Regions from separate parts of the Mus musculus genome. Here region 1 is linked to region 2. Evidence: chromatin loops called from intact Hi-C (ENCODE). Cell type or tissue: left cerebral cortex. All regions are shown on one strand.

Evidence for each region. Hi-C counts contacts between places; a loop is a spot of excess contacts. Peaks named below come from ENCODE experiments on the same cell type or tissue, not always from the same donor. Only the 100,000 strongest peaks of a DNase experiment are listed, where the experiment ranks them.
Region 1: a loop joins it to region 2, with 2.0 times the contacts of the local background. A loop is called at or near these places in 1 of 42 quality-filtered maps.

Annotation. Positions count from the first base shown.
Region 1 is chr1:59,306,940-59,310,939 of GRCm38, forward strand. Cdk15 (cyclin-dependent kinase 15) reads left to right here. Exons shown (of 14, transcript NM_001033373.3): 10 at 3,857-3,920. Among named protein-coding and RNA genes, the nearest start is that of Cdk15, 52 kb to the left of the region's middle. In left cerebral cortex, no CTCF peak of the experiment used is centred here; a DNase peak (open chromatin) is centred at 2,412.
Region 2 is chr1:59,251,670-59,255,669 of GRCm38, forward strand. No RefSeq gene overlaps it. Among named protein-coding and RNA genes, the nearest start is that of Cdk15, 3.2 kb to the right of the region's middle. In left cerebral cortex, no CTCF peak of the experiment used is centred here; a DNase peak (open chromatin) is centred at 1,998.

The DNA of each region.
Region 1 (4,000 bases), 55 kb after region 2:
GGTTGGTTTTTTTTTTTTGCTTCGGTTTGGTTTGATTTTTGGTTTTTTGGGACAGGGTTTCTCTGTGTAGCCCTGGCTGTCCTGGAACTCACTCTGTAGACCAGGCTGGCCTTGAACTCAGAAATCCACCTGCCTCTGCCTCCCAAGTGTTGGGATTAAAGGTGTACACCACCACTGCCCAGTGTTCCTGTACTTTTAAATCATAATATTCTCCTCTATTCATCGGCTTTTCCCTTTTAGTTAGTTATTTCTGGAGTCTGAATAGCTGCACGGCTCACCGTGGACTTCCCCCTGTCCCAGGAAGATAGCTCTCTAGTGTTTAGCTATGTATTATGGCCAGATTCATTTTACTCAGGCAGAACTCCAGTTGCATCTCTAGTTCTGTATTCTGAGGGAAAGTGGACAAAATGATCAGATTAGATGACTTTGTTGTTTTTTTTTTCCCCCCATGTATTTTGGGGTAGGGGAGGGAGCCCTACCATGAAGATTACAAGGTAGCTTGAGGTAGTCCGTTTTCTCCTCCTACCATGCTGGTTCCCAGGCATCCAGTCTGGCGACAAGCTGCTTTACCTGCTGAGCCATCTCCGTGCCCAGATTTTGTTGCTTTATAACAACACATCTCAAACACTTGAGGTTTGGACGGTGTATTTTGTTGTTCGTTTGTTTGTTTTGTTTTTCCTTAGAGCAGTCTGTAACCAATGGTAAATGCTAAACAACATCAATAGTTGTATTTCAGTTTGGTTTCCTTGTGCAAAACATGGTTGTAATTGCTATGTATTGGGGCAGGAAAGAAGTCTTTGGAGGGTATATGAGGACAGAATGGATGTGAGAGGACTATAGAATTTTGAATTCAAGTGTTTTATTTTTTAAATTATTAGATTTATTTATTTGCTGTGTGTGCATGTGCGTGCATGTGCTGTGTGTATGTGCGCATGTGTGTATATGTGCACATGTGTGTATGTGTACATGTGTGTGTATGTGTACATGTGCATTCATGCAGACATCAGTGGACATCAGAGGTGGCACAGCCTGCATGCTGACATCAGAGGAAAACTTGCAGGAATCAATTCTTGGCTTCCTCAGTGTTGGTCCCAGGGATTGAACCCAGACCATCAGATCCTCAGGGCTCCCCGAACGCTAGGCAAACTCTCTACCACCATGCCACCCACTCCTTAGCCCCACTGTGATGGTTCATAATATGTATTTATTATAGAATGGCTAAACCATGCCAATTAGCATATGCATCACTTTAACACATGTATCTTTTTTTTTTCTCAGAGATACTTTTGAGGTATCCCATGGTGCGTATGTGCTACACTCCTGCTGCAATAAACAGGAGCCATCTCTCTGACATGCTAATTTATTTCCCCCCAATACATATGCTACAGGGCAGATCAGAGAGCAGCTTTTTTGAGAAGTCTGCCACTTTTCATCATGGTTGGGCTAATTCAAATCCTCACCAAATTCCACCACATCTTAACCAACACCATTCTTTTGTCCTGTGGGGGAGGGGAGGCAGGGTGTTGCAGTAGATATCATATAGCCCAGCCTTGGACTCCTGATCCTCCCAAATGCCGGACTACAGGTGTGTGCCACCATACCTGGTTTACGCATTTGTTGGAGATTGAACCCTGGGTCTCTCATGTACTCTAGGCAAGGACTCTACTACTCCATTAGCTGAGTCACATCCTCGGTCCAACAGTCACACAGTAATATTCCCATGGTCCTAACTACAGTTATTGTCCCAACTGGCATTTCTCTGGTAATTAGTGATGTTGAACATTTTTTCACACCTTTGGCCATTTGTATTCTTCCTTTGGGAAATGCCTACTGGAGTTCTTTATCCGTTTTTTAAATTAGTAGATTCGTTCGTTCACTTGGTACTGAGTTCTCTGAGTTCCTTGTGCATGTTAGATATCAATCCCAATCAGATATATAGCATTTTCTATCATTCACAGATTGTTTCTCCATCCCATTATTTCTTTTTCTAGGTGCCTTTGGTTCTCTGTGGTCCTACTCATCTAATTTTGCTTTCCTTGCCTGTGAAATAAGTTTAAAAAAAAAGAAGCAGATTATAAAGTTTCTGAAGTTGTATCTTACTAAATGAGTTTCTGCCAAATGAATAATTGAAATTCTTAGTTTAAACTTCTAACATCTCAATTTAATAAGCTTTTTAGAATAAAATTTTTCCAGAAAACTTGGTATCCATCCGGCCTCAGTTAAGCATAGTACAAAGTAACCAAGAAGTCTGGGAACTTTCACCTTCAAGAAACTATGGATGTGTTTGTCATTCAGTCCTGTGTTGGTTCCTCCTCCCCGGCTTTGCCTTCTTTCCGCTGAACTTTGCCAACCAACAGAAGATGAATGGGTACCCATGAGTTACGCCCACTTGTTTACACGGCATCTGGACAAAAGCAGCGGATGCCCGGCTGAGAAAGAATCAGCTTCGCCTCCTCTGGGCTTCCCCCACAGAAGAATTAGGCTAGTTGGTCCTTCAAACTGGAATCCAGGTTCTCAGTGTCCCCTCAGGCTTGGGATGGTTCACAGGAACAGCTCAGAGCCCTCTCACTCACTCTTTCAGTTTGTTTAGAGAATGGATCAAAGCTCAGAGCATTTACTTCCTGGCATGACATTTCAAAACATATTATGGGAGGGAAAATAGTGCTTCAGTGTCTATTGTGCAAAGGCAAGCGCAATAGACCCCACAAGCACACCTCTCCACCAGGGACCTAGTCACCACACCAGTGGGTTTAATTAGTTAAATTAGTTATACTCAGCCAGACAATTAGCTTCCTGCTATAAAAGCTCAACCAGTGTCTCTATTCAGTGTTTTACAGAAAAATAATATCCAGAGAAGAGCTACACTGTAGTGATGTAAAAACAAACTACAAGGACGTGTCACAAAAGCCATGCTACTCATCCCACCCCCCAATAACTGGGATTTGTACTCACCCACTCACCCTCAAAGAGTGGGAAGATGGTGTCTGCAGAGCACCACGGTAATACTTCCATCCAAACTCCATTTAGCTTCACACTCCAGAGGAACTTTTATTTTCCTAGTACATCTTCATTAAAAACGAGAACTTAAGTTGGGACATCTGAAGCATAGGTCAGGTCCAGCAAGATGCCTTGGTGAGAAAAGGCTTGCTGCACAGGCCTGGAGACCTGAGTTCGATCCCTGGAAGCCACGTAAAAATGAAAGGAGAAAGCCAACTCCACAGAATTGCCCTTTGCCTTCCATACAAGTGTCGTGACATACACATGTACACACAGTTCTATAAAAGCATAAACCAGTTCTATTTCACATGATGTTGCCATTACAATCTGCCAGTGGGAAACCAAATTATAGTCTAAGCTGCTGGATATGGAGAAAATAAGAAAATGAGATGAATTTAGCAGAAAAAGCAGAGATGGAAGCGGGATCATGTTCAGCCAGTGTTCTGCTGCCTAAAAGTCAGTAATCTGTATCCTTTTATCTTTGAGCACATCCAGGAACGGCTGGATGCCCGGGCTGAGCCATAACTCAGACCAGCGGCATTTCCTGCCCATAAGCTTCTAGGACTGGAACAAGAGACAGCAACCAGTCGCTCCTCATGCTTCATACCCTAATCACTTGGCAGTCGTGCAGATTGAGTTGGTAGAAGCACAGGCTCGGGACTGTGGGGATATAATGCTTTGCACAATAAACTGAAAAAATGTTAGTACTAAAAAAAAAAAAAAATGTCTCCTGTATGTCAGCTGGATCCCTGTGGCATCAGTAAATTCTTTATTCCTTCCTACTCTGGATTCTGTGTCTCTGTGCCTGCTCCATCCAGCTGGCTTCTTCTTACCTTTCTCTTTCTCTGGCTCTGTGTAGGTTCTGGGAGTCCCTACAGAGGATACCTGGCCTGGAGTCTCCAAACTGCCTAACTACAATCCAGGTACAGTTCTACATATCCCAGGAGCTGGCAATGCCAGGAAAGTGTTGGCCACACAGAGTGTTCATCCGTTATTAGACCCA
Region 2 (4,000 bases):
GGTGTGCACCACCACGCCTGGTTTGACGCCCTTTTCTAGCTCATCTGAAGACAGCTACAGTGTACTTGTGTATAATAATAAATAAATCTTTGGGCCAGAGTGAACAGGGACTGAGCAGGCAGAGTTGACCAGAAGAAGTGGGGCTAACCAGAGCGAGCACAAGTCCTAAAATTCAATTCCCAACAACCACATGAAGGCTTACAACCATCTGTACAGCTACATTGTACTCATATGCATAAAATAAATACATAATTTTTTAAAGAAAGAAACAAAGAAGCAAAAGAAAGAAAGAAGGAAGGAAGGAAGGAAGGAAGGAAGGAAGGAAGGAAGGAAGGAAGGAAGGAAGGAAGGAAGGGAGTCTGAATATGTAATTCAAGTTGGCCTTAAGCTGGAAATCCTCCTGCCTCAGCCATCTTGTGTGTTACAAAATTGCACCACCAGCTACTTTATGTCACCCCACACACACACCCAAGGTCTAACTATTTATGCAGGCTGTCGCCAATCTTATGACAATCCTCCTGCCTCAGCTGTCCCAGTGCTGGGGTTGCATGCATGAGCTACTACCTCGGAGTTTTTGTCTCATTCTTTTATGACAAGAGTAAGACACTACAGGCATTGTTATGGTTTTGTTTCTTCACTTCATCGTGTATCTTGATCACCACTCTGTCATTAAAATAGCATTCTATTTGTACCTAAGTATTAGCATTCCATTATGTGGGTACTAGGGCTTGTTTTCAATATTTCTGATTGTATTTTTCATGTTAGTACTGTGGAACATCTGAGATCACCCACATATTAAAGAAAAATTATTAGATGTTATTTGTTATGAAATATTGTGATATAATGTGGTGGGAGTACAGGACTACCTGGCAGGCCCCTGCCAAGATGTTCCCCTGAGAAACCATGCCATGTGACAGACCTAATATAAAAAAGATCTATTGTGGGGGAAGATCCAGCAGGGACCTGGAAAAGGGCTAGAGGCAGAGAATGGGGGAGGGAGAGGGGAGACAAAAACAGGAAGAGAGAAAGAGAGACCAACTAGCAACACATAGAAACAGAGATTCGAAGAAGAGGAGGGAGGGGGCTGGGGTAGTGAGCAGTCTTTTTTTTTTTTTTTTTTTTTTTTTAATTCACTTTACATCCCGCTCACTGCCCCCCTCTCGGTACCCCCTCCCACAATCCTTTTCTAGTCCCCGGTCTCCTTCTCCTGGGGGGGGGGGGGGGACCGGCAGTGCCCAGTGAGTAGTCTTCTTATGTGCTGCCACACCTGGCTTTTAACCTGGCTGGCCACCTGGTGATGACGAAAGCTGTTGCTGGGTAGCTGTTGGGAGGAGCCTATTGGAACTGTCTGTAAGCCAATATTATTCCCCTTCCCCAAAGTACTAAATTTAATAAAAATTAAAAAATAAATAAAAATTTTATTTCTCTCGAGGAAACGGGTGAAATATGCAAACTCTCAAACACAGTAGTTTGAATTCACAACATTTGAGAACGGAAAACGGACCGCCAAAATATGATAGGAAAAACTAAACTGAAATTATCAATAGCCTATAATTTTATTGCTAAGTTAAAAAAAAGGGGGGGGGGCAGAGTGGCTGTGATGCACACACCTGCAATCCTAGTACTCAGAGGTGGAGGCAGGAAGATCAGGAATTCATCCGTATTCTTGGCTACACGTGAGACTTCCTCAAACCATCAAATCGATAGATAGATAAATAAGTAAAAGAATGAATGAACGAACCATTTGTTTTAACCCAGCTTCTCTGGAAAGAGACTGAAAAGAGAGAGGAGGAGCGGTAAATGCAAGCCCAGGGAAGGCGGGGTGGGGGAGCGGGAGTGGGGGTGGAGGAGAGAAAGAGGGCGGGTGGGGAGTAAAGAATGAAGTGGGGGATACGGGGGGGGGGGGGGGGGGAGGGAAACGATGCAGTTAGGAGTGAGCCATGCTGAGCTGGCCTGAGGGATCTTGCTGCAATCTGAATCGAGCTACAGTCCGTGTGTGTCCATTTAAGTGGGTAGCAAGCACAGGGACCTCTCAGTTCCACGAGCTTCGTTCGGGCGGCTCTTCTCTGCAGGGGACAGTAGCAACAGTGTGCATGCCCCAGGCGGCCAGGGCCTAGGATGCCCACCAGGCTGCGGAAGGTACAGCCTCCTTGATCTGAAGTATAAACTGCTAAGATGCTGTTTGCAAGGAAATCATCTCCATCTCTGTCCTTATTCAGAAATCTTTGTAACAAAAATGATTGTTTTGGACACAGAGCTTAAAAAAAAAAATCGTAAAGAGTCACCCAGTGTTTTTCCTTGACCTTCAGCAAACCATGAATTATTAAATTTTGAAAATTCTGAAGGATATTTTACAGTTTCCCTTCAGATGTCCTCTCTAGTTGGTAAACAACAATTTAATCCTTCAGAAATAAACCATCTACACACACACACACACACACACACACACACACATACACATATATACAAAGAGAAGTTAATTAACTAAAATAATCCTCTATTCAAGCATGTTTGTGAGTTAACTACACAATTCCTTCAGCTTACACAAATGCTGGCCATTTTGAATTTTTAAAACTTATTTGGTTTGGTGTGTCACCTGTACTTCTGGCAATTGGGAGGCTGAAGCCAGAGGCTTGCCACAAGTGCCAGACTTCTGAGGGCTACCTAGTGAGTTCCAGTCTAGCCTGGGCTACAGAATGAAATACTCTTCCACCCCTTCCCACACCCTAATCTAAAATTTATGAAATTATCTTAAAGCAGAACTTAGCTTATATTTCTTTCTTTCGTTTTTTTTAGTAAGGTCTTAATATGTAGTGCAGCCTGGCCTCAGACTCAGGATCCTTCTGTCTCACGTTCCTAAATGCCCAGATGATACATAGGTCTCTGTCACCACATCCAGCTAGGATGTAATTTGTCTATGACAAAATCCACCATCATCTTTGAGGAAAGAATCAACAAGTTGCATATGTCATGGTGTGCACATGGCCCTCAGAGGACAACTTGCCAAAGTTAGTCGGTTCCCTCTTCCCACCTTTAGGTTCCAATATGGAAAGTCAGGTCAGCAGTTTTGGTGCAGAGTCATCTACCCAATGGACCAGCTCACCAGATCTGAATGAGCGTTCCTGACAAATTTTATTACAATGAATACGTGAAAAATTATTATGATGAGAAAGAACTTCTCTCTCAGTTGTATGTCAGTCAAAAGTTTAGCTGCTTTTGAGGTGTAACTGATTTTATGCCTAGTCCCTATCCATTGTGCATCATTGGTCTCTTACTTTCTCTCTCTAAGTGTCTCAAACTTTATTTAGTAAATCCTTGAATGGACTTGCCTTAGATCGTATGTAGCAAATTGTTTCTCTTTTTGTCTTTGTTTTGACTCTGGAACCCAGACTGACCTCTAACTCATGGCAATCGTCTTGCTTGTTTCCCAAGTGCTGACAATGAAGGCATGGACCCTATACCTTGCTTGCTTGCTTGTAGCTATTTTGAAATAAAACTTAAAATATATGCTCAAGGTTAATGTCTTAGGGTTTCCATGGCTGTGAAGAAACACCGTGACCATCGCAACTCTTATAAAGGAAAACACTTAGCTGGGGCTGGCTTACAGTTTCAGAGGGTCAGTCCATTAGCATCAAGGCAAGAAGCATGGTGGTGATGTGCAGGCAGATATGGTGCAGGAGAAAGAGCTGAGAGTTCTACATTTTGATCCACAGGCAGCAGGAGACTACTGGGGCTAGCTTGAGCATATGAGACTTCAAAGACCACTTTTACAATGAAACACTTCCTCCAACAAAGGCACACCTACTCCAACAAAGCCACACCTCCTAATGCCTTCACTGCCTATGGGCCAAACATTCAAATGTATGAGTCTATGGGGGCCATTTCTATTCAAACCACTACAATTAGATCACATAAAAGTAAAGATTTAACGGAGGAAAGTTCAGAAGTTAACTATCCAGGGTACTGTTGTGATAACACATAGCCCCCTTTCTCATATTGT